Linked DNA regions of Mus musculus: regions 1, 2, 4, 5, 6 and 7 are each linked to region 3. Evidence: chromatin loops called from intact Hi-C (ENCODE). Cell type or tissue: heart. All regions are shown on one strand. Region 1 overlaps Nrf1 (nuclear respiratory factor 1). Region 2 has its middle 6.5 kb from the start of Gm52897. Region 3 has its middle 28 kb from the start of Gm31221. Region 4 overlaps Ahcyl2 (S-adenosylhomocysteine hydrolase-like 2). Region 5 overlaps Nrf1 (nuclear respiratory factor 1). Region 6 overlaps Ahcyl2 (S-adenosylhomocysteine hydrolase-like 2). Region 7 overlaps Ahcyl2 (S-adenosylhomocysteine hydrolase-like 2).

Region 1 (4,000 bases), 110 kb after region 3:
TCTGAATGGTGTGTCAGTGTGTGTGTGCGTTTGCTACTGTGTACAGGGCATCAAACAAAACAACAAAAGACCAAACAGAGGTAAGACAATTTAGAAGATACTAAGCATAGGCCTTATCCTGTCACATGTTATCTTGAAGGTTAAGTTACTAAGACTGGGACTGGATCCTGAGACACAAACTCCTATCACTGAACTGCAATGATCCTATGTCAGGAGACAAGGGTGAGAAGAGTAGGCTATCAAAGATCTGGTGCTCACTGTTCACATGGAGAAATACATTTTGGCTATGGACAGTCAGCTGTTTGAACCAATACTAGTTAACAAACACCCACCTGATGAGGAAGGACAGGTGAGACCGCACATAGCAAACACGGGGACAGAAGTTAAGAGTGCCTGCTCTAACATACCAGAGTAGTGCCTGGCTTGGCAAATTCCAATAAGCTGAAAATATGCCTATCTTCAGACCCTCAACTACTCTCCTGGACACATCTTCAAGTATGTTTGTCAAGAGCACTTGTAAAAATCTAAGCACTAGAGGGATTGGGGCAGAAGGACTGAGAGTTCAGGCCAGCTTGAGCTACATAGCAGAAGCCTGTCTCTTGAGCTGCACAAACGGGTCAGTGGTTAAGAGCACACGCTGCTCTCGCAGAAGACTGGTGTTCAGCCCCACTTACATTCCCAGCACCCACGCAACCCCAACTCCAAGGAAGCCACTGGCCTCTTCTGGCTTCTGCAGGCAGTGGACTCCATCCTCCCATATACATAAGTGAAAATAAGAGCAAAGTAGTTGAAGAATACCCTTTCAAAAAGAAATTCCACCAAGTTTTCCTTTTTTCCATGAAGCAAATGGTAACCCTTTGGTAGTTTATCGAGTATTTTTCTAGTAAAACAGAATAAAGCCAGAGTGAATTAGAACATCAGGAAAAAAAAATCAGAATATATCACTTGTAATGAAGGTATTACTGAATGAAAAAGGCCAAGCGCCCTGTGCACAGTGCACACACATGCGTGTTCCTAAGGTGCTAGCCAGCCAGAAGGTTCCAGAGGTCTGCCTGTCTCTCCACAGTGTGGAACTGTAATGCCAGCCACCACGCCCAGCTTCTTCTCTGGGTTCTGGAGATCAGACTCAGGCCCTCATGCTTGCACACCAAGCACTTTGCTAAGTGAGCCGGCTCCCGGGCCCTCCTGAATTTATTTTTCCATTGAGAATCAACACTGATCAAGAGTTGTCTTAACTGAAGAGAATTAGAACCATTTTTGATAGGTAACCTGGCATGAATTGACTGATACTGACTTTTCTGAGTTGTCTTTTAGGTGTGTCCATACTATAGACTAGTCCTCAGAAAAAAATTCTCTAGCAAGCAACAAATGTGACAGGTCAGGATCAATCATGACTGATGAATTAATGAGGGCTCTCGGACACCTCTGCAAGATTCTCTTGTTTACTGTGAGTGTAAGCGTGTATGCCTCACACTGAGCAGCCTCTGCAAGCTTGCATCCTGCAGAGCCCCTAAGCCCTGTGCAGTCGGTCACACTTATGCCAGCCCTCTGTACTGTCTTCTTCTGCCTCACAAAGCTCAGCCACGATGGCCTCCTTCCCTTTTCATCTCAAAGTCCCTTGCCTGTGACACGTCCTCTGTCTGATGTCCTCTCCTCAACATTTGCCTGCACTGATACTACGGCTGGTGGCCTGACAGCTCCTTCAAAGTAAGCCGTTTTAGTCAAAGACTCTATACCTTGCAGTATATCAAATTACAATTCCTTAGTAGCAACTCACTAGAGATTTGAAGGGCCTCTATTTTTATACTCGACAAATGAAAGACTTTAGTCCTTTTCTGTTCTTTTCTTCACTGCTCATTTTTGAGATAAGGTCTGTGTCGTCTAAGTTGCTATGGAATACCTGGGCTCAAATGTTCCCCCTGCCTCAACCCCCTGGGTAGTTGGGACTACAGGCTCATGCCATTATACCTAGCCAGCTCTAGTCTTTGTTTAGTGATGTTGGGAGCTGAACCCAGGGCCTCACACGTGCTAGGCAAGTGCTCAACCTCTGCATCACGGTCTCAGCTTTCATCATCCTCACACCATAGCAACGCAGCACAGTACAGTAGCAAAGCAAAGCCATGTCTCAAAAGCATCTTCCTTCATAGGAAAGAAGTTGTCCTGGGTTCATTATGTTAGGATGCCCTCTTCTGGGAAGTATAAAAATCTCACAAAATATATGTTACAAACATTTAAACACATGGCTAGCTAAGCACGTGCTTTACCACTGAGCTAGATTCCCAGCCCCTCCATTAGTTTCTAAGTTCAACATTCCAAAAATAGTATTGTGAATAAGTGATGGTACGAGATTATTACACGATTCTCTTCACCTTAAGTAAATACAACATATATACTTTATTAATGTAGTGCTTCGGCCATTCCTGACTGCTGTCCTGCCCAGCACTATACCCACCCAGACATGGTTTATATGTCTAAATACATACTATAAATGGAATAATACAAAACACAGCCAGCTTTAAGTCTCTTAGTATTGTGAAAAACTTAAAAGCCTGAGACAATTAAGGATCATTCTTGGTATCTAGCAGAAGCAAACAGAAACCATGTGCAGCATCATATCATAGACCCCAAATAATTTTTAAAATTAATTTCCAAACACATCACAGAATGGTCATTTACATTTAACCAGTATATGAAGAGAATAGTCAACACAAAAAAGAACTGTCAGTAACATGGATGGTAGACAGATCCACAAGCCCCTCAGAAAGAAGAACTAACAAACAAACGAACAGTAAAATCACATGGTTATCTGTGGAAATCTAAAATCATAATAGTAATAAATTTCCACACAAACTGGAACTTACAGTGCAAATCCGAACAGGTGGAGAAACCCACTCTCATCAGAAAGTCTAATGAGGGCTATATTAGGGCTGAAGGACACTGTTCAGGGTAGGACTCTGGTCTCGCATGTGAAACTCTAGGGTTCGTTCTAGCACAAAGGGAATAAAACCCATACTAGGAAAAACTTTTAACCTTAAAAATATTAAAATCTAAATGTCAGTCCTTACATTTAATGTAAATATAATACATACTCTAGTTAACCAGACTGTGAGAATGGAAGAAAACCAACGCCGTAACACTAGTAGTAAGGGACCCCAAACTCAACTCTCATAGAACAGGCTAAAGTTGGAGGTGCAGGCTTAAAAATTGTGATGAAGGGCTTGGGATGTTGCTCAGTGGTAGAGTACTTGCCTAGTATATGCGAGGCCCTGGGTTTGATCCCCAGCACTGAAAAAAAAACAAAACAAAAAACGATGAAAAGAAATGAGAGAGTGCTAGAATTCCAGGCTCCTTCGATAGGCATGAACCCACAGTTAAGGAAAGAAGCAAACTTCTAGCACAAACATTACCTGCAGCAGCCAGATGGGCAGTTACCTCATCAGCTGCCGTGGAGTTGAGGATGTCCGAGTCATCATAAGAAGTGTCCTCGGGGGAGGAAGGGGAGTCTTCATCAGCACTTAGCATACTGTGCTCAGTGTACGTGGCTACATGGACCTGCTGGACTTGCTGGGCCACTGCATGGGCTTCTATGGTAGCCATGTGTTCAGTTTGGGTCACTCCGTGCTCCTCCATGAAGATCTACTGCTAGAAAAAAAGGAAAGAGGGGTAAGGGGAGGGAAAGGGAGGAGATTCAGTGTATAATGTAACACGATGCTTAAACTAAGGTTTTTATTAAGAGCAAAGAAACTTTGACAAAGCTCTGATTTTATTACTTGACCACACCAAGGTGTGGAAAATTCAAACAACATAATAATAGGATATTTTTGGGCTAAAGCGATGGCTCAGCGGTTAAGAGCACTGACTGTTCTTCCAGGGGTCCTGAGTTCAAATCCTAGCAATCACATGGTGGCTCTCAACCATCTGTAATGAGATCTGATTCCCTCTTCTGGTGTGTCTGAAGAGAGCTACAGTGTACTTACATATAATAAATAAATAAATCTTT
Region 2 (4,000 bases), 230 kb after region 3:
TACACAAAACCATCCCTTAGGCTCATCACCCAGAGAGGTCTTGGCCAGCTCCCGTGTTGTTTTTCCTGGGGGAAGGGAACTAGGACACTGAACCTTCATGCAATCAGACATGCCTTCCACAGGATGCCAACAGCAAGCTATCCTCTGTGCAGTGCTTAGCCTCGCACCCCACGGCATAATGCAGCATAATTTCTTTTAGAGCGGCAAACCGAATCTGAGGAGATTGTCCCACCTCCACTGCAGCAAAAGCCTACGCTACCATGGCGAAAGTGCGGGCCTGCACACGCTGCACCTAACACATGTGCCAAACACAAAACACACACACTATAACAAGCATACATCCCAGGGCTCTCATCCCCGCTCATCTTCTCTGAAGCAAGGGATAGATAGCCAGAGGGGCTATCTCTTTAAGGGAAATTCAGGGATCAAAAAGGCATGGAAAAATGTGAACATCATGTCGAGCTGGTATCGGCTTCTGGAACACCGAAAGGATCTCCCATCTCGGCTCCATCGTTTGTGCTTGTGGGACCATCCACCACATCCACAGGGGCAACTGAACTGGATCAGGAGCCTCATTCTTGCAGCGTCTCACCAACCTCTCCGGCACCCAAAGAGGTTCCGTCTGGTCCTGTGGAAACACACAAACAGACCCTCTCGCCCACGTCAACACCTGATCTGGTCGATCCTCTCCAAATCTCCAGACAGAAGGTCCACCTACAGGTGGCTGCTGAGGAGGCATAGGGAGGCGGCGCAAAAGCTAATTCGCCTTCCTCCTCCACCTCGGCTCTTTTATTTCGTCCTTTCTGTCCACCTGATAACACTGTGTCTCCTTTCTTTTTCCTTTTTCTTTTTAAGCCCTTCTCCTCTTCCGACATACTTTCTTGTTGCTCTGTAAGGATTTTCTGACCTGTCTTGACTGCCTCTACACACAGTTTCAAACAGTAACAGAGTCCATATATCAGAACAAACAAGACCAAAACTATCAGACCTACCCACAAAGGGTCAATGGGAGAAAAAAGCATAACTACACAGCGAGGATCTCTTGATCACTACACTGAGGTTATCATAGTTCCTTAATCTATCCTGAAACCGTGAACCTTAACTTGTCCCAAAGCCATGAACCTTTCGTTACCTTGTACCTGCTTCCTGTCAACGTTATATTCGCCTCTATTTTATCGGAGGTCCTTCCCAAACTCCTGGGTTACTTTGTGCCTACTTCCTGGCAACTTTATGCTCACCTCTATTTTATCCGAGGTCCTTCCCAAACTCCTGGGGTCGCAAGTTTCACTCACCATGAACTTACCCTGCCGGCAACCACTGACTGCTGAAAGTTCTGAACTCGGTGGGGGAGTCGGTTCCCCGTATGGGCCACCAATTGTCGCGTCCGCTCTCGACCAGCAAGAACGACGCGACCACCAGTCCTTCTGCACACATTTATTCAGTCCTGTTTCTTCTTTCTCCATATATCTCCCTTGTTTATATCTCCCTTGTTTATATCTCCCTTGTTTTTATATCTCCCTTGTTTTTATATCTCCCTTGTTTATATCTCCCTTGTTTATATCTCCCTTGTTTTTATATCTCCCTTGTTTTTATATCTCCCCTGTTTATATCTCCCTTGTTTATATCTCCCTTGTTTTTATATCTCCCTTGTTTTTATATCTCCCTTGTTTTTATATCTCCCAATAATAACAATCCTCTCTCGAATAATAATCCTCCCTCTAACCCGGGCCTCTCACTCTTATATACTCTCAGTTCCCATCCACACACAGCAGGCCACACCACTTCACCAGGCACGCAGCTTCAGCTAATCAGGGCAGCAGGGGCAAATCTCCACCAAATTGGATTCACCTGTATCCTGGTACACCTGCGCAGCACTCAAGATGTTTGTGGTTTATATGAGGAAGTCAGGTGCAAGTCATATGACTTAGCTGCAGTCCCTGGCGCCTTTGGGACTGCCGCCACACCCGCTCCCCACAATGATAAGAACAGTTTACACAAATTTGAGACAGGAGATTCTTTTTTTTTTTTTTGGTTTTTCAAGACAGGGTTTCTCTGTATAGCCCTGGCTGTCCTGGAACTCAGTTTGTAGACCAGGCTGGCCTAGAACTCAGAAATCCGCCTGCCTCTGCCTCCCAAGTGCTGGGATTAAAGGCGTGCACCACCATGCCCGGAGAGACAGGAGATTCTTGGTATAGGCATTACAATGCTGTGTCCGGATTGAAACAAGATCTGAGGGCAGAGAAATCAGTATCTGAACAACCTAGGGTAAACTTTACACATCCTTACAAAAACATTATGACCACAAACGCCCTCTTCTGGCCGCCAAGAGCACCAGGTATGCTTGTGCTGTTATGAAAAACCATGACCAGAATGGAAGCACGCATTCCCAGAATAGCTAAATTCAGAGTGTTCTACCACTACACACATGCAGGAAAGCACTTATAAACATGAGAAAGCCTTTTAAAAAGGTTTAAGATAAAGCACGTCTTCCCAGCAGGCTATTCCTTGGTCTCAAGACAATTGGAAGAACTTCAGGGCAGGTCTTTCTTCATTGGCTGGTGAGCTAGTGTCTTAGTCAGGGTTTCTATTCCTGCACAAACATCATGACCAGGAAGCAAGTTGGGGAGGAAAGGGTTTATTCAGCTTACACTTCCATACTGCTGTTCATCATCAAGGAAGTCAGGACTGGAACTCAAGCAGGTCAGGAAGCAGGAGCTGATGCAGAGGCCATGGAGGGAAGCTCTTTACTGGCTTGCTCAGTCTGCTGTCTTTTAGAACCAAGACTACCAGTCCAGAGATGGTCCCACCCACAAAGGGCCTTTCCCCCTTGATCACTAATTGAGAAAATGCCTTACAGTTGGATCTCATGGAGGCATTTCCTCATCTGAAGCTCCTTTCTCTGTGATAACTCCAGCTGTGTCAAGTTGACACAAAACTAGCCAGTACAGCTAGCCTGTGTACTGGAAAAGCCTTGTTGTTGACCTATGGGAGGAGAGGTAAGCTGCTATGGCATCTAGCTGGAAGGAAGATTTTATTATGACACACACGGAAGGTTATTGGTAGAATCAAAACATAACACCGTTGACTGTGCATTATGTATTTTCTTTAGAGCTAGTCCCCTGAAGAATCTCTCGGGGCTGGGGAGGTGCTCAGTGGAAGAGTACTTGCCTAGCCTGCATAAAGCCCCACACCACAGACAGCAAAAGGAGCCATTGGAGTCAGGTGTGCCTGGACACACTTGTAATCCCAGAGTGCAGGAAGCTGAGTAAGGCAGACAGAGAATCTGAGTCTAACCTAGGCTACATAGTCGGACCTTAGCTCAGAGAGAGAGAGACAGAGAGACAGACAGAGATAGACAGACACACACACAGAGGAGAGGGGAGAGAGAGAGACAGAGACAGACAGACAGACAGACACACACATAGACAGAGTCAGAGAGAGACAGACACACACAGAGGAGAAAGAGAGAGAGAAAGAGACACATACACAGAGGGAAGGGAAGAGAGAGACAGACAGACAGAAAGACAGAGAGACAGACACACACATAGTGACAGACACACACATAGTGACAGAGAGAGACAGACACACACACAGAGGAGAGGAGAGAAGAGGAAAGGGGAGGGGAGGGCAGGGGAGGGGAGAGAGAGAGAGAGATCATATAATGTTGGGAACTTAAAATTAGAACTGTTTTTTCCACAAGAACTGAACAAACCCTCAGTGTAAATGGGAAGGTGTTAAATTTGGATAGCTATTGAACCTCACTTCAGGAAAGCTACGGTTCATTTGATCTATTTATGAATACACATCCTTATGTCGTCTTTATAAATAGTAAAACGAACTGTGGGGTTGTGAAAAACCATGACCAGAATGGAAGCACACATTCTTAGAATAGCTAAATTCAGAGTGTTCTATCACTACCTTTCTTAGAAGTTACCCTCGAAAACCCGTTTCTTCCTTTCTACTGTTTCCCCCCTGCCTTTTCTTCCATCCTTTTTTTCTT
Region 3 (4,000 bases):
TAGAATCCTGTGTGTGAGGCTGTGGGTTCAACCTTCAATACCAACAAATAAAAACTGATCAGGAGCATACTCTCTAGAGCAGAAATATAGAATGCCATCGCCATCCCTGTCTTGAAAAAACAACAGAAAACAAAAACAAAAGAACAAAAAACAACTTTCTGGTGGTCACTGGTTTTTTTTTCCTTATTTTTTAAGTTCATTAATCATTTGTTTACATTTCAAATGTTGTCCCCCCATCCCGATCTCCCCTCTACAACCTCCTCCCCACGCCCTCCCCTCTGCTTCCAAGAGCGTGCTCCCTCACCCACCCACCCACCCACCCACTCCTGCCTCACCCCTCTGGTATCTTCCTTCACTGGGGCACCAAGCCTTCACAGGACCAGGCACCTCCCCTCCCACTGATGCCAGATGAGGCCGTCCTCTGCTACATATGTAGCTGGAGTCATGTGTGCTCTTTGGTTGGTGGTTTAGCCCCTGGGAACTGAGGGGTCTGGTTGGTTAATTGATACTCTTGTTCTTCCTATGGGGTTGCAACCCCCTTCAGCTCCTTCAGTCCTTCCCCTAACTCTTCCATTGGGGTCCCCAGGCTCAGTCCAATGGTTGCTGTGAGTATCTGCATCTGTCTTAGTCAGGTGCTGGCAGAGCCTCTGAGAGGACAGCCATGCCAGGCCCTAAGTACATCAAGGCATCAGCAATAGTGCCAGGGTTTGGTGTCTGTGGATGGAATGGATCACACAGCGGGACAGTCCCGGGACGGCCTGGCCTTCAGCCTCTGCTCCATTTTTGTCCCTGCATTTCCTTTAGACAGGGACAATACCTTATTTAAAAAGATAATATTAAAAAGATAATAAATAATTTATTTAGCTCAATATTACCTGTTTGCTGTATAATTGATACTTACAAGTTAATGGGTTGCCGGGCAGTGGTGGCACACGCCTTTAATCCAAGCACTTGGGAGGCAAAGATAAGGCAGGTTTCTGAGTTCAAGGCCAGCCTGGTCTATACAGAGTGAGTTCCAGGACAGCCAGCCAGTACTATACAGAGAAACCCTGTCTCAAGAAAAGAAAAAGAAAAAGTAAGCCGGGCATGGTGGCACACGCCTTTAATCCTAGCACTCGGGAGGCAGAGGCAGGCAGATTTCTGAGTTCGAGGCCAGCCTGGTCTACAAAGTGAGTTCCAGGACAGCCAGGGCTGTACAGAGAAACCCTGTCTCGAAAAACCAAAAAAAAATAAAATAAAATAAAATAAAATAAAAAAAAAAGAAAAAGAAAAAGTTCATGAGTTAATTTGCACTTTAGTGATGGTAATATTAGTTCAGTATGTATCTATCAACACGAATGCTAATTTCTCAGTGGTCAAAGGCATAGCCAGTCTCTGGTCAGTGCTGAGGAGGCGGAGAAGTTTGAGTTGAAAGCCAATTTGGCCAATCCTGTCTACAAACATTCAGGGGGCTGGAGAGATGGCTCAGTGATTAAGAACACTGACTGCTCTTCCAGAGGTCCTGAGTTCAGTTCCCAGCACCCATGGAGACTTCGGCCACCCATAACTACAGTTCCAGGAGATCTTCTGACCTCCACCTGTGCCAGGCACACAAATAAATGGTCCACATACATATGCAGGCAAAAGCACACATGCATAAAATAGAATCTAAATACAATATTTGTTTGTTTGGAGACAGAGTTGTTCTGCCTAGCCTTGGCTGTCCAGGAGTTCGATCTGTACACCAGGCTGGTCTTGAACTCTCAGAGATCTGCCTGCCTCTGCCTCCCAGAAGTTTTGTTATTGTTTTACTAGAACAAAGTTTTGCAGAAAAATGTACAGTGCTTGTTTTGAGCTCTAATTAATGTGTATATACCGTGAAAAAATGCAGTACTCTCCCAGAGACAAAGTGCGTAGAGGGGAGGAGGGAGTTAAAAAGAAAGGAATTTATGCTCAGTACCGGGAAGCGCCCCCCACCCTCCTGCTGCTGGAAGCCTCTGCTGGCTGCTAGGGTTTTTCTGTATAGAAGGCAAATAATCCCGGAGCCTAGATGCCTTCAGGGACAGTGGAAGTACCAGGCAGTGGGAGCAGAGGCTCGCGGGGTGGGGGGCTCTGAGGCTCCACCTGGCTGTCCCCTTAGCCTCAGCTTCATCCTCCGGGACGGGAGGGGCGTGACTTCCAGGATCTGAGGACACCGGGGCTCCGCCGTTCTGGATAGTCCGTAGACAGCTGAGACCGCCCGCGGTGGCAGATGCTGTGACCCCAGAGCTGCTGAGACGCCACAGGCTCTCCAGAGTGTCCCTCCTCGGCTCCGCCGCCAGGGGGCGCGCGGGGCTCGTGCTGGCCCCGGCTCTGCGCCTCGCGAGGGAGAGCCTGGCTGGTGGCACAAAGCATCCCCATCCCCGCTCTGTGACTACCACACCTGTCCTCTGAACACAGGACCCCAACCTGTCAATTGCCAGGGATATATAGAGAAACCCTGTTCCGCAAAAACAAAAAACAAAAACAAACAAACAAACAAACAAACAAACAACAAAAAAAGAAGCCAAGCCGATCAGTGGTGGCACGCCTTTAATTCCAGCACTTGGGAGGCAGAGGCAGGCAGATTTCTGAGTTCGAGGCCAGCCTGGTCTACAAAGTGAGTTCCAGGCCAGCCAGGGCTACACAGAGAAACCCTGTCTCGAAAAACCAAAAAAAAAAAAAAAAAAAAAAAAAAAGCCAAGCTGAGAACAATTTAAAGTGAAAGTACTTAGATCTTTTAGATCTTTCTTTTCACACGGGCAGCACATGCTAACAGTAAGGAATGGAGAAGGTGGCTTTGGGTTGTTTGAGCAGACAGTGCCCATTCAAAGACACCTGGACTGAGAGCAGTCATTTCCAGACTGAAGGAGGCGGCCTTTGTCCTGCATGGAGGACCTCAGGGTGAGCTGGCAGGCCCTTACTAGCAGAGGACCCCTGAGGTCAGGGGACTGGCCCAGCAGTGTGGCTCGGGCTGCAGGGAAGCGGTGAGACCGCGGGTTTTAGGGCCTGTAAAGGAGCACACGGGCTCAGGACAACATGGTCCCCTGCCAGTAATTCACTCACACGGAGCCCTGGGATGAGGGCCTCTCCAGCTCGAGCTGCGCTGCCTGCCCAGCATCTGTTCCCTCCTGTGTGGAGGACACAATGCAGTTTGCTGGACTCTCCCTGCCTGCCATGTGGATCCCGGGGGTTCCCTCTCCCGCCTTCCAGAGCAGCTTTTCTGAATTCGGAGAATGCCAGCGCTGGGGAAAGAGGAGAGCCTTTGGTCCCAGTTGGCAGAGGCCAGGAAGAGGGTCTGCCTGCAAGCTGGCCGCCCGCCTCTCCCGCTGGTGGAAAGCTAGTTGCTTTGCCCTTACACCAGGTTTCCGCCGCTTCCTGACATTTGCAGCCCGTGTTCCTGAGGACCAGGCCTCTTAGTGTGGGTGGGAAATTGGATGGTGCTCTTATGATTCAGCCCTGTCTCTAAAGGTCACTCCCCCCTGAGTCTGGTGACCTGAGTTCAATCTCCGGGATCCCTGTGGTGGCAGAAGAGGAACCAACTCCTGAAAGCCGACCTCTGACCTCCACACATATGCCATGCCATTAACACACTCTCCCCCCTGAATACATAAATGTAAAAATAAGGGACTGTGGTTTCTTGAGGCAAAGCCTGTATTATAATAATAATAATAATAACAAATTATTATTATTATTATTATACACAAGTTAGTAAGGGCCAGGTGGGAAAGGCCATATGCTGAGCTTTAAGAAGATTTATACCCAGCCATGGTGGCATATGGTTGTACTGAGGAAGCTGAGATGGGGGGTTGTTAGTTTTATCAAAGCCAGTTTGGACTACAAGCAAAACTCTGTCTCAAAACAACAACAACAAAAAAGACTTTGCTCTGTGTACCTCTGAACTCACTCTGTAGACCAGGCTGATTGAACTCACAGAGATCCAACTACCTCTGTTTTGAAGTGATGGGGTTAAAGGGGTTTGCCACCACACTAAACTTCAAAA
Region 4 (4,000 bases), 370 kb after region 3:
TGAGAAGGCAAGAGGCAGTAGATCACAGAGCTGGAATTAGACGGTGATCTGCCTGACATGGGGCTGGGCCCTCCAGAAGAGCAGCAGTGTTCTTAAGCACTGAGCTACCTAGTCATCCCTGTGTAGGAGTCAAGGGATCTGCCTTAGAAATCTGATGACAGCAATAGTCAACCTGTGTCTAACCCTTTCCTTCTGCATCTGACTCTTCTCTCTGGAGGGAAGTCCTGTTTGTGTATGCCTTTTTAGAGACTTCTTTGCATAAGAGATTTTTGTGTGGACAGGTCTGGTGTTTCTTTTCCTACAAAATGGCAATGTCTTACCATATAGCTCTACTCTCAGTAGCTATAGAGAGTCTCTGTCTTTAACATCTGCATGTTTCTCCATTTTATAGAAATAGCCAATATTTACTTAACCAGTCACCAAGCAATAGACACTTCAGTTGTTCACATCTTTTACAATCTGTTACTATGATATAATGCTATAACATTCTTTTTTAAGAGAATTTTTGATCAGGTGTGGTGGCACACACCTTTAATCTTAGCACTTAGATGGCAGGGGCATGTAGGTCACTGTGAGTTCAAGGCCAGCTTGGTCTACCATAGTGAGCTCCAGGACAGCCATGGCTACATAATGAGACACACACTATTTTGTTTGTACTATGTACTATATATATCCAGCCAGTCTTGCCTTGTTTGTGTGTCTATGGAAGAAGAGGCATACTCCTGCCATGATGTGTGTATATGTATCTGTGGAAGGACATGCTTGCCAGGGCGTGGACGGAGGGCAGAGACAACTTGCAGCAGTTCTCTCCTTTCCCCATGTGGATTCCAGGGGTTGATCTCAGATATTCAGGCTTGGTGGTCCTTTTATCCACTGGATCATGTGTGACAAGCATTTGTAGCACACATTTCCAGAAATTTTGTTTTTTTTTAATCTTTAAAAAATCTGCATGCAATTAGAAATGAAGGGATTCATCAGCCACAGAATAACCAACTTGTTCATCCCAGTTTTACACACGCATGGTTACAGTCTAAGATTTCTCTACCATCTCAGAACCTGTTTGAAATCCACAGGGAAAAGAGCTGTGGTAGTCAAAATGGATTAGTATATAGAATTTCCAAAGTGTCTAATTGCGGCACTTGGGAGCCTAAGGAAGAAAGATCAGGAGTTCTTGACTAGCTTGGGCTATACTGCTGAGACGACATTGCAAAAACATGTGTGTGTGTGTCTAAGTGCAGGTGCATGCCACACATGTGGAGGTCTGTTGTTTTCCACTGTGTACTTCAGGTGGCTGTACTATGAGCTTCAGAGAACTCTCCCCCACCTCCCCACCTTGTGGGTTCTAGGAATCCAAACTCCTCCAACCACTTTACCTACTGAGCCATTGCCCCAGACACTTTCGCAGTTTTTTGTTTGTTTGTTTGTTTCTATATGCACTAAGAAATTCTCATCTACACCAAGGTTATCAAGATTTTTTTTCTTTGCTTTTCCCATGTAATCTATAATCTATTTTTTTGGCTAATTCCTATGAAATGAGATAACAGTCAAAGCAGTCAAAGATCACCTTTCCTCCAAAGTGGATATATCTAATTGTTTTGCTGAGAATAATATCATTTTCCCATCGAATAACTCTGACTCCTTTGTGAAACACAATTCATTGTACAGCAGTGGGTCTACTCCTGCACTCTCTTTTTGGGACACTGACATACCTGCCCAGCCTGTTCCCCTAGGCTTAGTGCCAAGTATGGCATGAGAATGAGCTTAGAAACTGCACACTCCTCTGACATTTCTCCAAGTCATCACCTTCCTTTTCTTCTTTATAATTTGGTACAGTACAGCCTTCAATGTCAAAATTTCTTAATGATATATATGCTCAAATACAAAGTTATCCCTGAATGAAGATTTTATTATATGATACAGGCCAAAAAAGAAAACAATATGAAAGTCAGTCGGAATTCACTATGAACAGAGCACTAAACTCAATCAATACCTTTGTGCCCTCTGGTGGCAGGAAATAGTAGGAACCTGCCAATTAAGAAAGAAAACAAACACTTAATACATCAATAATATGACTGATATTTCCATGAAATCCTGATCCCGTCTCTGGCTCTCTTGTCATTTTTTTCAACTCTTCTAATACAAAAACTTTTCATTAAAAGCCACGCAGACAGAGATGGTCAAGTGTGACAACCTTCATTCAATTCCTAGAAAATACTTAAAATACAAGGAGAGAACAGACTTCACACATGTTGTTGTCCTATCTCTACATGCACACTGAACACAAACACAATAAAGACAACAACGATGATGATGATGATGGTAATAAATGAAGCAGGGCTAAATGAGCTCAATTGATAGAGTGCTTGCCTACTGCGCACAGTGCTCTGGGCTTGATGACCTGTAGCGCTGTGAGAGTGGAATCTACTCAGGATGGGAAGGCAGGAAGATCAGAAGGTCAAGGTCATCCTTGCTACTTAGCAAATTCAAGTCTAGTTTAGACTACTTGCAACAAAGGAGGAAGGGAGGGAGGGGAGTAGGACAGAAGGAGGAATCTGAGTAGAAGGGCAGAGAACAGAGAAGAGGTGAGGCTGGCCGGGGCTGCTGGCTGTGATGACTCTCCCAGTCCTTGGCTGAGATACTACAGGAGCAAGAGCCCAAGTTAGGGACAGCCAGGCTACACGGTGAGTTATAGGCAAGCTAGGACTCACTGCTAAACCCTATCTCAGGAAAAAAAAAAGGGGGGGGGGGGAATTGTTGTGTTTTAATCCAATGTAAATAGAGCAAAACAGAAAACCAGTTATAAAGACAAAACATTTGGATACATTCCTATACAAAAGAAATGAAGCCAGAGTTCAAAGGAACAGTAACAAGATTTTAGACAATTAAGAAAAATTGTAAATGAAGTGGTTTTAAAATATGTAGTCTCTATAAATTGTGAAAATATAACTAATAATATACATGTATACAATGTAATATACAATGTATAATATATATACAGAGATCAACAAAGATTACTGTTGGAGCGAGGGTGAGTAGGGAAAGAGACAATTTATAGAGCTATATATTTTAAATATATATAATAAATAGCCTTTAAAATTGAAGGTCATTCTTAAGAAGTCAAATAGTAAGTGTATGCTTCCACATGAACAACAAACATAGGTATCACGTGAATAGTCCTTTGCACAGAGCAGTGTGTTCTAACAGTTGATTATAATTAACTAACCTTTGTTAGGTCCCTCGGGGCACACAGACACACTGTAACACTCTCAAACCCACAGAAAGAAGGATACAATAAATTTAATTATCAATGTTTCTCTACATTTTAATCCTCTGAATTATACCCTAAGGTCTCCCTGCGAAGGAGGATGCTCCAAATGTCTGCTTTCTGCACAATGGGCTCAGGCAGGCTCTAGCCCCTTTAGTATCATCATTCCTATGGTATATCATAAACGTCCAGTGGATCATATCATCTCTCTCCTCTCAGGAGCCTTATTCTTAAGTCATTAAGTTTGTTTTCATGTTGGTATTCTCACCAACCCTTCCCGTCTCTATAACATGTTTATTTATTTTAGAGGCAGGCTCTCACTTGGTAACCGAAGCCACACTCAAACTCTGACAGTCCTGCCCTGAGTTTCCCCATGCTGAGATTATAGGCTCGCACCCTTGTGCTCATTCCTATTCTGAAGGAACCAATCTGTCTCCTCACTAATCTTCAAACTGCCTCATCTTTGGTTTCTCGTTTTTAAATCTATTATTCCAGTCACTTGGGTTTCAGACAGGAGTCAGTGCTGCACTTTCTTCTCCTAAAAGTGTATTTATTTTCATTAAAAAAAAAAAAAAAAAGCCGGGAAGTTGGCGCACGCCTTTAATCCCAGCACTTGGGAGGCAGAGGCAGGTGGATTTCTGAGTTCGAGGCCAGCCTGGTCTACAGAGTGAGTTCTAGGACATCCAGGGCTACAGAAAAACCCTGTCTCAAAAAACCAAAAAAAAAAAAAGTACA
Region 5 (4,000 bases), 94 kb after region 3:
GGACTTCACTCAGCTTGATTTTGGGAAGCTAACTGAAGCCAAACCAGGCTTAAACCACAGTCAGCTGACATACTGACTCACATTTCCTGGCACAGGAACCAGTGTACGCATGTAGGAAGACAGTAGGTCTGTGGAGTGAATATTCTTCAGCACGTTTGATGATTTGGGGCAAGAAAAGCAGTTTATCAAGTTTAAACCTTAGATCATGTACCTATCAAGAACACATCTGTGCTGCCTTTGCACTGTAAAACCAGAGGGAGAGGAACATTTTGAGCAAGGAGTTGGAATCAAGGACTTGGCGATGGCTGTAACTAAACGGTAAAGCAAAAATGCTAGGGGATACTTAAGGATTAAGCTGCAGTGAATGAGTATGCCAACACTTTAATATGGAAGAATGGATCTCCTAGGTGTTTTTATAATTCTTTTTATAATAAATATGGAATCTCGGCTGGGCGTGGTGGTGCACTCCTTTAATCCCAGCACTTGGGAAGCAGAGGCAGGCGGATTTCTGAGTTCGAGGCCAGCCTGGTCTAGAGTTCCAGGACAGCCAGAGCTACACAGAGAAACCCTGTCTCGAAAAAAACCCAAAAACACCCCCCAAACCAAAAAAAAAAAAAAAAAAAAAAAAAAAAAAGGAATCTCATTATATCAGAAGATAATTCAAATAGTTATACAGCAGGGGACCATGCAGGCAAATCATCCATGCTTATATGACAAAGATAGGCCTAGTGACTTCCTATGTGGGCCATGCCATGGCATCTCTTCCTAAATGCTTCCGACTCACACATCTCCCACCCTCAGGCCATGATATAATACACTTCATGTATATTTGGCTCTGAGGCATCAAACAGAGGGCTAATAGAAATATATCTATTTGCAAACCCATGCTATCAGCTGCCTCATGAGGTCCTTTATCCTAGTTTCTTGACTGTCTTTTCTAGCCTCGAGCAGAAAAGGGCTTATATACATTTTCTATTTCTTCACTTAAAAAACAAGAGCACAAATGCACAAATGAAATAAACTGATGCTACAAACTTAAAAGTTCCTTTTTTAGTCCCATTAATAACAACCTACAAAAGGAGAGACTGTCCCAAATTTAAAAAAAAAAAAAAAAAAAAGAAGATTCATCTTATTTATCTATCCCCTCCCTCCCACCCCCCTCAGCCTGGCTTTGAACTTGAGAGTTTCCTTGCTCAGCCTCCTCAATGCTAAGACTAGAGGCATAGATCATCATGACTGACCAGAAAGGGACTGACTACATGGGGAAAATCAGTTACCAGTTGTCCAGCATAGAAACAGTTAAGTAATTCCCTTCCAGAATTTGACTCTGTGTCTTGTTCACTGCCAGTTGGCCTAATTAGTGGTCCTGGAGAGGTTGTGAGAGTAAAGCCTCTCAATGTGCTTGTTAAGGAAGGTCTGCTGTAATCCACAGGGAGACAATCAACAGGATCGGACTGTTCAGGCTGTCCTTAATTGGGCTAGAATAAGCTTGCTTGGCTGCTCTCATTCTGACTTAGGTCTCTGTGTGTGCCTAAAGGGCCCTAGGCTGACCAGTAAACTTACTCCAAGCACAGTAGAAAATACTGCTCCTTCCAGGGTACAACCAGAGAGAAAGGGCATCAAATCCATGTTAATAGCAAACAAAAGTAAAGACTGCAAGAGCTGGAGAGAGAGCTCACCGTGAGGAACACTGGTTGCTCTTCCAGGGGAACCCAAGTTTGACTCCTATTCACCCCATGGTAGTTCCCCACCCTCCCAACTCCCATGGTAGTTCTAAAGTCTGTTAAGTGCAGTTCCAGGGAAATTCAATGCCCTCTTCTGGTATCTACAGGCACTGCATGCATGTGGTGCACAGACACACCCACATATAAAAATAAAGATTACGTGAAAGTAAACTGGGCATGGTGACTTGTCTGCAATCCCAGCACTTGGGAGGCAGAAGCAGGAGTATCAGTTCCAGGTCATCCTTAGCCAAGGCAGCCACACGTACACAAACTATAGATGGTTTTAAAATAAGATTTTCTCAAATGCTAAACAGCCTAACTGAAGGGATGAGACATGCTGCTAAATGGAAGGTAGAACACTTTATTAGCATATTTAAGATGTGGGTTTCAATCTAGTATCTGGAGAAAAAGCAAAAGCCTAAACTAGCTAAAATGAAACAATCATTCCTACTATGCTAGAAACCTGCCCTTTGAAAATTCAGCTCCTTATCTGCTGTTCAGCAAATGTATTATCCTTAACACATGTTAAAACAGCATTGGCCACTCAGTCTCTCTGTCTCTACATCAGGGATATCTGAGGCTCCCCAATGGTATTTAAGACTCAATTGTAAGAAAACTTTCAAGTTAGCGTGTCTAACAATTCCACCTCTACTGGTCAGATAATACAAATCACCACCATATCTGTGAGTTAGGTATCTACAGGTTCACTCAACTGTAAGCAAATACTCAGGGTTAAAAAAAAAAATTACGGGCTGGAGAGATGGTTCAGCGGTTAAGAGCACTGACTGCTCTTCCAAAGGTCCTGAGTTCAAATCCTAGCAACCACATGGTGGCTCATAACCACCCGTAATGAAATCTGATGCCCTCTTCTGGAGTGTCTGAAGACAGCTACAGTGTAATTATATATAATAAATAAATAAATATTTTTAAAAAATTACCTGTACTGAATATGTACCAACTGGTCTTTTCCATAGTTATTTCTTAGATAATACAGTCTAACGATCACTTATATGGCATTTACATTGGATTATGTATTGTATATAGGCAATGCAGAGATGATTTAAAGTCTATAGAAATATCTCGTACAAACACTATGTGCCATTTTCTGTAATACAGTGAGCATTGGTGGATTTGGGTATCAGTAGTGGGTTCTCTATGGACTCTGAGGACAGCTGTGTAACACATAAGAGAAAGTAGCATATATTAAACCATGCAGAAAGGTCTACAGTCTACAAGAAAATTGTGTTGAGGCAGAGAAGGTAAACTGGAGATGATTTTTTAAATCTGTGTGTATGATCCATGCCTCAGCATTATTATGAAGGTCAAAGGACAACTCTGGATGAAGGTCCCCACTTTTGTTACAACAGAATCCAGCAAGCAAGCTGGCCTGCGAGCTCCAGGCCATTCTCCTGTCTCTGACTCCAATCTCTCTGTTTGGATTACAGACATATATCACCATGCCAGATTTCCTGTGGTTCTGGGGATTTGAATTCAGATCTACACACTTGTGACAAGCCCTCCTCCCTCTGAGACACCTTCCCAGCCAGGCCTTGCTATTTTAATTTGAAATGAGGAACTTGCAGGTTGACAGGCCAGTTACATACAAAGGAATACATATCTGAATGTGTATTCAAGGGCATTAGAGAACTAGAGCCAAATGATTTCCTTACTCGTTAGCTGGATTATTTGCACTACCAATTTTGGTTCAGAGATGATGAAAGTGGCTAATCCTTATGCGAATATAGTTGCCTACAATTGCTAGCACAAACACTGGCATCTCTTGAACACTGGTTTTTCTCAATCTTATTCCCTCCCCACTCAAAGCACACTGCTATAGAAAACATGGGATGAGCCGGTGTGAAACTGTAACCTCACTGGGCAGTGGTGGCGCACGCCTTTAATCCCAGTACTTAGGAGGCAGAGGCAGGCAGGTTTCTGAGTTTGAGGCCAGCCTGGTCTACAAAGTGAGTTCCAGGACAGCCAGGGCTATACAGAGAAACCCTGTTTTGGAAAAACAAAAACAAAAAAGAAAATGAAAACAGAAACTGTAACCTCAGAATGAGTAAGGTCAAGGACTGGCAAGTGGACCCATCCAAGGCCTTCTTCAGACAAGCCACACTTTTGCTTCCCATGATCACACCCAGGAACCTCTTCAAGTGCTGCCCTGCAAGCCTCAGGTTTTCTTACTCTCAGGTTGGTCAGTCTCTGCGGGCTTGTGGTAGCTACACTCTTTATGTAAACTACACACTAAAATAACATGCTAGCTTGCCTACCAA
Region 6 (4,000 bases), 350 kb after region 3:
AGATAGGACCAGCTAGAGTCCAGGCTGGCTTCAAACTCACTATGTCGCTAAGGCTGGGCTTGAACTCCTGAGTTTCCGCTGCTACCCTGCAAGTGCTGGGATGACAGGCCTGTGCCACCATGCTTCACAAGGTTGGTTTTATGTGCTAGTTCTTATTAACAAATATCAACTTAAAATTATTTTACTAAAACTATTTATCAGGCAAATATGGTATCTGGGAACACTGTATGAAGAGAAGTAAAACTCTTGCCTTGTAGCAATACACTTGCTACAAGGAGCTGACTAAAAAAGACAGGGAAGGGAGAAATGGTTAGATTTTCTAGATACTGGAGAATGTAACATTTTATAAGTTCTAGTTTTGTGTCTTCCTTTACCCATATTCTTTTTTATTTTATACCCACGAAGCACAACTTAACATTAACTTTAAAGAGAATACAAAACAATCAAAGAACAATCCATCTGCTCAGTACATCAATCAGCATAGTAGGTCAGCACCCACCACCGGGCAGTCCGCTGCTCCGGCCTACCTGCTTTTACCTCCCCTTCCCTAGACTCTCTGGCAATTACCACACAGGAGAGACCCAGTGCACAGGAGGTAATCAGAAGATAGTGGCTGTTTGCCCAGCCTAGATCCCAGCAGTGGTCCTTGTCCTGTCAGAAGCAGCAGAAGGAGAAAGCAGCAGAACTCACCATCCACTCAGGCATGTGGAAAGCGGAGGTGCCCTCATTACCGTCCCACTTCTCCATAGTGCAGGCTTGGCTAAGGGATGTCCTGAAGCAAAATGGAAAGCTGGTCTGCAAAGGCCAGGGTTACCTGAAGACCACAGAGAACACCACAGGCCCAGTGACTCGGGGGTCAGGGGTTAAAAGAAGCTCTTATCTCTTTTCACAGAAGCTTCCTGTTCAGATCAAGATTCTGAGCCAACCACCTGGCGAATCTCTTACCAGCCAGCCTCAAAACCTCTGCCTACTACTCGGAATCAGAGCGGATGCAAAGCTCTGCACTGCAGTGCCTATAGGGCACTCTAGACCATCGCCTCTGTGCAGACTTCCTTCAGCAACAGGCTGGCTTTCTTCTGAGTATAAGGCCCTAGTTAACTTTCTCCCGCCCCCTCAGGACACGTCACTGCAAGTGCTGATACCAAGATCAATAAAGATCGAGGTCAAGAAGGCACTCCCCTTTCTTGAGAGCTGCTGATTTGGATCAGTACAGTAAACAGGCGTTTCCTTGAAATCGGAGTTCTTTATGGCTTTCAAGTTCAAGCAGCTAGAGAAGCTCCTGGTCTGCTCCCACCAGGGGGCTGGCACCACCACCTATCTCAAGTTAAATTCTTATTGCATCGGAGTTCAGATGAAGTCAGGAAAGATGTTTGGTTTTTTTCTTCCCAAAGCTAAAACTTGTAATGCTGAAAAAAGTTCTGGGACCACAGCTCCCTCTGCTGGCTCCCTGAGGGATGGCACAAGAAGGTCTAAGGGGCCTTTGTTATAGAAACAGCACAATGCTGACTGGAATGTTTCACAGAGGCTAGACAGAACTGCTCGCCAGCCCTTCCCACACACCCCCACCTCCCCAAATCCCGGTCCCAGTGAGGGCATACAGGAGACCCAGGGGTCTCAGACAAGTGCCGAGAAAGTCCAATGCTGATTTTCCCTCATGGGTCTGGGGTCAGGATGAAACAGGATGCCAACACAGTATCCTTTCCTATGTAAACCATCTGATTAGAAAGGATCCCAGTTGTTTCTGCATTATGTTCCCCCATATAAGCTTCCTCTTTTCTGCACATTTCTGAAATTTGTAAAGAAAACGTAACTTGAAAAAATGTGATTGATATACATATCTATATCTATATCTATCTATCTATCTATCTATCTATCTATCTATCTATATACACAAAGCAGATCTATCTGCTTAGTTCGAGAGGATGTTATCTATCCAGTAAGAGGCTGGGAACATAGGGCATGGAAACAAAGGCAGACAGATCTCTATGACTTCCAGACCACCTTGGTCTACACAGTGAGAGCCTGTCTTGAAAAATAAGAGAAGGGCTAGAGAGATGGCTCAGAGTTAAGAGCACCAACTGCTCTTCCGAAGGTCCTGAGTTCAAATCCCAGCAACCACATGGTGGCTCACAACCACCTATGAAGAGATCTGATGCCCTCTTTTGGGTTGTCTAAAGACAGCTACAGTGTACTTACATATAATAAATAAATCTTAAAAAAAAAAAAAGAAAGAAAGAAAAGGAAGAGGAGGAAGAAGAAGGAGGAGGAGGAGACCAGAGAGATGTTAGACCTAGTGGTACATTCCTACAATCCCAGTGTTAGGAGATGAAGGCAAGACGATCAGGAGTTGAAGGTTATTTATTCTCAGTAACATAGTGAGTATGAGGCCAGATTCAAGAAAACAAGAGTACCACAAAAGGGCTGAGAGATGCCAAGGAATAAAGCAGTTGTCCACTGTGTGCAAGGCTGTATGTAGGTTCAGTCCCTGCCATAGGAAGCCCAATAACATAGACCTGAAACACCAGGGACTCGTAAGAAATTAATGCTAGTCATGGTGACACATGCTTATCATCCTAGCACTCGGGAAGCAGAGGCAGGCAGATCTCTGAGTGTGAGGCCAGCTTGGTCTACTTACAGAGTGAGTTCCAAGCCAGCTGGGGCTACATAGTGAGATCCCACCTGAAGGAAAAACATTCATTATTGCTATGTGTGTAAAAGATGTGTGTAGGGGAGTATTTGCCAAAGTCCGTGTGTGGAGGTCAGAGGTCAGCTGGTGAGCTGCCTTGCCAGCCCAGCACTATGCTAATCTCTGATGCAAGCTTCATTTCTTTGACGCTAATAATCATACTATAATTATGATTACAGGCTTCCCCCACTTAGGCTTCACAGTTTAAAAGAATGAATCCTTTGGGTATGGAACACAGGGAAGGATTGTAATACCTAGGAAGAGTAGCTGGAAGATGCCAGGGAAGGCAGAACATCAATAACTGACTAGCTAGCGGCCTAGAGCCTGTGAGTTGTATTACCTGCTATCTCCTGTGGTGAAGACCACATGGGTGGCAGCCATGAGCAGGCTGGTTTTGTAATCAGACAATCTTGAGTGAGATGCTGCCACGACTTACCCTCACTATCCCACCAGCTTTCCAATCTAAAAATGAAATAAAACTGCCATCTCCCAGTTTGATAGAGGCTTTGGGAAGAGAACATATACTGAGGCCTTAATGACACCTCATTAGCCACGCCCTTTCCTACCTCAGGCCTCTACTCAAGCAAAATGTGTTTAGTACCTTTACCACCTTCACCCTCACTTATTCAAATTCTCCAAAATTTGGCTGAAATAAGTGTCCTCATGAAACCTCCCCTAAAATGAAGAGTTTCTCTTTTGTTTAATGTTGCTCTTTGGCCACAGCACCATGCCTAGCCATCTTCATCACAACTGTTGCACCCGTGGGCTCACTCCTCATAGACTGCAGGCTTCTTAGGGGCTTAGTCAACTTTGATTTGACTACAGTGCCTGGCTTGCAGGAGAAGCCTAAGAAATGATAATGTAAGTTCTAAAATTCTGTGCGCTGTATGGGTATCTTATAACACTATAGGGAAAACTTATAAAAGTCAATATATTTAAAATGTTTATGCCCATTTTATAAGATTTGGTACATTATTTTATATCTATAAGGATTAATATTACTGACTTATTTCGTGGTGTGGTTTTGAAGGCATTTAATCCTTAATTATATTAAATCTGCAAGGATATATGATCTACTCTCCATTGCTTGATCCAAATCAATTATAAACCATTCTGATCTGTAGCAATAATGGAGCCTTTAAGAACAAAGCAAGGTCAAAAGTCTGTGTTACTGCTGAAGGGGAGCCCAACCCTTAGAATTACATGTCAATGACCACTAATTACCAAACACTCTTGTTTATATTCCTCACATAATGACTGAATAGACAGGGACGACTGCCTTTATGGTCATGTTAAACCATGGAAGCAAATGAC
Region 7 (4,000 bases), 290 kb after region 3:
AATACAACTGCTTACAGTGAGCCAGGCCCTTCCACATCAACCATCAGCCAAGAAAATGCCCCATAAACTTGCGCACACACAGGTCAGACTGCTGGGGTGTTTTTCCTCAATGGAAATTCCCTCTTCCAAAATGACTCTTTCTGGTGTCAGGTTTGCACAAAACCAGCCAGCACAGCTACTGATCTTTAAGATGACTCCTACTTCTCTACATTTTTTTTTTTTTTTGATCCTCCTAACTGTATTAGGTATGTTGCTATCAAACCAACTTTGCTGGGATCCCAAATTCTAGTACTGTATTCTTCTCAACCAATGGAATTATTTCTCCTTTTCTTAGGAATAATTCCATTCTTTTTTAGACATGGTTTCACATTGTAGCTCAGAATAGCCTAGAACTATGTAGCCTAGCCATGGTAACCCTCCTTCATCCTCCTGAGTACTGGAACTACAGACATGAGACTTTGTACAGATCTTAACCCCATTTCTTTAAAAAAATATATTATTTATGCATATGAGTCTTTTGTCTGTGCAGCAAATGCTTCCTGGTGCCCATGGAGGCTAGAAGAGGGAAGATGTCCTGGGACTCGAGTTACAGATGGTTGGGAGCCACCATCTCAGCTCCTCTGCAAGAGCAATTTGTGGTTTTAATGACTGAGCCATTTCCCCAGGCCCTCAACTTTTTTCTTCTTTACCTTTCTGCTAGTTGGCAGGTGATAGGGGGAAGGAGGACATCAACCAAGACCATATTCTTTGGAGATTTCTGGGTACTTTTCATGGTCCCCAACATTTCACCAGTCTTCCAGTCCCACTCCTACGCCACTGTGGATGTAAGCTTCTTCGTAGGGTCAAGCTTCATTGTGATTTTTTTTCCCTAGAGCTGAGGACTGAACCCAGGGCCTTGAGCTTGCTAGGCAAGCGCTCTACCACTGAGCTTAATCCCCAACCCCCGTTGTGGTTTTTTGTTGTTGTTGTTGTTTATTTTTTGAGTCACAGTCTCATGTAGCTCAGGCTGGCTTAAACCATGGTTTAAGTGAAGATGACCTTGAACTCCTGATCTTCCTGTCTCCAAAGTTCTGGGGTTACAGGTGTGCACCACTAAGCCTGGTTCTTCATTGGTTTTGCATACCACATTTCTGTATGTTTAACACAGGGGGTCACAATCTATGGTGTATTAACATTTTGGACAGAAAAATTAAGGCAGAGTGTCCATATGTTTTAAGCTGTTCAGTAGAGCTTTTGGCTGTCCCCAACAGATGCCAGCAGCATTTTCCCTTTAGTTATGACAACCAAAAATGCCTTTAAACATTGCAATATATCCCCTGGAGAGCAAAAATCTCCTGTTGCAATATCTTGGCTTTGTAAATAAACTCATGTGAATTTATTTCCAAGAAAGTCTTTGGCTCAAGGCACAAACTACTTGATTTTGGAATTTTTCAGGGTATAATTTGTTAAAACTCTTAAAAATGTACAATCTACATTAAAATCCACAATCCATGCTTAGGTTATGCCTGCTTCAGTGCGACACCCTTGCCATAGCAAAGCCCATTGGGTTTCTTACTAAAGAGTTCTTTGTCTAGCTCTCTGTTCTTTGTGTACCTGTTGTCTTAAGCAGTCAATTGCCACTTAGGATTGACAGTCCCAGAAATGATTTTCCTGTGATCCCAGCTGGTCAGGAACATCCTCACAGGGTCTCCTTTTGAGGCTTTCTTCCTTTTCCTGTTTATCCCTAGGGCAAAGACTGATGTGTTTGGAGTGGCACTGAGGAGGTCTTCTCCCGTTGGCTTCTATCTAAAGGTAACTGAGCCTAGAGCTCCATCTGGCTTTGCTTTCAGAGATGGGAATTGAAAATGTGAAGATCTCTAAGAATCAGAATGTAATCTTTTTCTAGTGAATGGTAAAACAGCAAAGACTGGACCTCTATCTGCTCAAGATAAGCCCAGATAGATATTCAGAACTTGTCATGAAGTGGAAGATGTCTGGGGGAAAAACTGGATGAAGTCATAAGAAACTTCAATCAACTGAAAACTTTGAAACTGTAGGCCATTCAGCTTATTTACCAAAGAGTGACAATCATGAATATCCTTGGTCACAGAAACAACCAGAAGTATACCTGGGAGGTAATGTCAGGCTGGTTGATGCTGCCAGTATTTTGAAATCTGGACTACTGGAGCTAGTATATAGATGCATCAGTGGTTAAGAGCACTCGATGCTCTTCCAGAGAACCTGATTTCAGTTTCCAGCACCTACATCAGGTGGCTCACAACCATCTGTAGGTAATTCTGGCTTCCACAGGCACCTGCACTCAGATGCACATATCCATACACAGATACATAATTGAAAGCAACACCTTTAAACAATAATATTAATAATAATAAAAAAACTCCCACAACACTATGCTACCAAATTCCCTTGTCCCAGGTTTTTACTTCCAAACTCAGGCTTCTGATGGAATGTTGATGGTAAAAATAGGAATAATTAGAGACAAAACACACTCCTTTCCCTATTTAAGCATGCTAATTCACAAAGATAAAATACTCCATTAAATAGATGGTACCTGGCACTAAGACAGCCTAAAAATATGTTGCAGGAAGTCTTCAAGTACTGTGTTTCTAGACTAGTAGGCAGACAGGATAAAACAGAGCACATGAGGCACACGATACAGCAGAGGCTATATAGTGCCTGGACCTGGGGTTATGTAGTAATCAGTGTGCACCAGTGTCTTTAAGCAGTCTCTCTCCTTCCTTTTTTTTTTTTTATTATTTTTTTAAGAGTATATTGCAGTGTCAGCAGAGGATGTTGGCTCACTAGAAGCTGGAGTAAGATACTGGTGAGCTAACATATGGGTGGGTGTTGGGAATTGAACTTGGGTCATCTTTGAGACAGAACAGGCAACTGGACTCATATTCTAGTATGATTTAAAAGATAAATCTCTACCTGACCCTTTTCTTTTCCTTCTTTCCTATGGCTGGATATGACAGACTCCAGGTAACACAGTGGAATTGGGTGACCTAGATCCATACTTTAGGTTTTTGTTTTGTTTTTTAAAATCTGAATCTCACAGTCTTCTCCTCCTCAAGGTTGTGGTTCAGAGGTGTGCTCCTTATACATAGCCAGCTGTGGGTCAAGGCGTGGTGTTCGGGGAGAGACAAGGTATTTGTTAGCAGTGTCTCAGTGTAAAACAAGACTCTCAGGGTGATGGTCACTCCAACACACCTGCTGGTAACTGCATCAGCTTTTCACATCTTCATCCTACGGCAGGTATCCTTGTTATTTTTTGCCCACATATCTCTCATCTCTGAATTCATAGTTCACAGAATTAAGTGGTATTCTCAGGACACAGATCAGTTTTAAGAATACTTTATTTTTTGAGATTACATAGTCATTATTGCTGATCTAATACAATCACTTAGACATAGAGATTTCCAAGAGCTTCTCAGAACTGGTGATCCTTAGAGGCTTTGTTCCTTTCAGTAAGATGACAGTAAGAACTAGATGATTATTTGTATAGATATGGATGTGTTTTACATATATAAGTATATATATGTTTAGACTTGTCAATGTCAATATATAATTTGCTGGTGTTACCTATTTTCTTTCCATAATTTTCCTTTATTAAAAAAGCTTAATGCAACAATGCATTCTGATTTATTTTAAACCATGACAAAAGTTAATTCTGAGGAAAAGCACAGGAGCAGCAATTTCAGATCTTTTCAGAGAAAAGCCAAGCAGCAGAAAAAGCTTTGCAGGAGTGTGTGGCCGTGGGGAGCCTGGCTCTCCCAGGAGGGGAACATGAGGAGGGAGGAGGGCAGAGGGAAGGTAGATTAGAGGCATTTTTGTTTAACAAGAAAAAGAAAACAATATTTCCACTAAAACAGCAAGAAGACCTTGAAGTAGCACAAATTCATTGTAGACAAGTGGTGTATTTCCCTCTGCCCAGGGCCACATAACCAGAGACAACCAGTCTTCTCTTCCTTGTCTCCAGGTAGCTAGAGTGCTTGTAAAA

The links. A loop is a pair of places that touch in the nucleus more often than their neighbours do. Peaks named below come from ENCODE experiments on the same cell type or tissue, not always from the same donor. Only the 100,000 strongest peaks of a DNase experiment are listed, where the experiment ranks them.
Region 1: it touches region 3 in a loop (2.7-fold over the local background); 22 of 42 quality-filtered maps call a loop at or near these places.
Region 2: a loop joins it to region 3, with 2.6 times the contacts of the local background. A loop is called at or near these places in 5 of 42 quality-filtered maps.
Region 4: a loop joins it to region 3, with 4 times the contacts of the local background. A loop is called at or near these places in 6 of 42 quality-filtered maps.
Region 5: a loop joins it to region 3, with 2.4 times the contacts of the local background. A loop is called at or near these places in 7 of 42 quality-filtered maps.
Region 6: it touches region 3 in a loop (9-fold over the local background); 17 of 42 quality-filtered maps call a loop at or near these places.
Region 7: a loop joins it to region 3, with 2.3 times the contacts of the local background. A loop is called at or near these places in 2 of 42 quality-filtered maps.

Annotation. Positions count from the first base shown.
Region 1 is chr6:30,089,554-30,093,553 of GRCm38, reverse strand. It overlaps Nrf1 (nuclear respiratory factor 1), which reads right to left. Exons shown (of 12, transcript NM_001164226.1): 3 at 3,408-3,642. The coding sequence starts at 3,630. Among named protein-coding and RNA genes, the nearest start is that of Nrf1, 44 kb to the right of the region's middle. In heart, a CTCF peak has its summit at 2,192 (motif pointing left); no DNase peak of the experiment used is centred here.
Region 2 is chr6:29,973,344-29,977,343 of GRCm38, reverse strand. No RefSeq gene overlaps it. Among named protein-coding and RNA genes, the nearest start is that of Gm52897, 6.5 kb to the right of the region's middle. In heart, a CTCF peak has its summit at 2,324 (motif pointing left); no DNase peak of the experiment used is centred here.
Region 3 is chr6:30,204,068-30,208,067 of GRCm38, reverse strand. No RefSeq gene overlaps it. Among named protein-coding and RNA genes, the nearest start is that of Gm31221, 28 kb to the right of the region's middle. In heart, a CTCF peak has its summit at 2,290 (motif pointing right); a DNase peak (open chromatin) is centred at 2,297; H3K4me3 peaks cover 583 bases; H3K27ac peaks cover 738 bases.
Region 4 is chr6:29,831,771-29,835,770 of GRCm38, reverse strand. All of the region lies in intron 1 of Ahcyl2 (S-adenosylhomocysteine hydrolase-like 2), which reads right to left. Among named protein-coding and RNA genes, the nearest start is that of Ahcyl2, 65 kb to the right of the region's middle. In heart, a CTCF peak has its summit at 2,006 (motif pointing left); no DNase peak of the experiment used is centred here.
Region 5 is chr6:30,110,370-30,114,369 of GRCm38, reverse strand. The region is part of intron 6 of Nrf1 (nuclear respiratory factor 1); the gene reads right to left. Among named protein-coding and RNA genes, the nearest start is that of Mir182, 54 kb to the left of the region's middle. In heart, a CTCF peak has its summit at 1,836 (motif pointing left); no DNase peak of the experiment used is centred here.
Region 6 is chr6:29,850,830-29,854,829 of GRCm38, reverse strand. All of the region lies in intron 1 of Ahcyl2 (S-adenosylhomocysteine hydrolase-like 2), which reads right to left. Among named protein-coding and RNA genes, the nearest start is that of Strip2, 64 kb to the left of the region's middle. In heart, no CTCF peak of the experiment used is centred here; a DNase peak (open chromatin) is centred at 1,539; H3K4me3 peaks cover 603 bases; H3K27ac peaks cover 1,320 bases.
Region 7 is chr6:29,911,649-29,915,648 of GRCm38, reverse strand. Ahcyl2 (S-adenosylhomocysteine hydrolase-like 2) reads right to left here. Exons shown (of 17, transcript NM_001171000.2): 17 at 3,339-4,000. Among named protein-coding and RNA genes, the nearest start is that of Strip2, 3.4 kb to the left of the region's middle. In heart, a CTCF peak has its summit at 1,814; no DNase peak of the experiment used is centred here; H3K27me3 peaks cover 319 bases.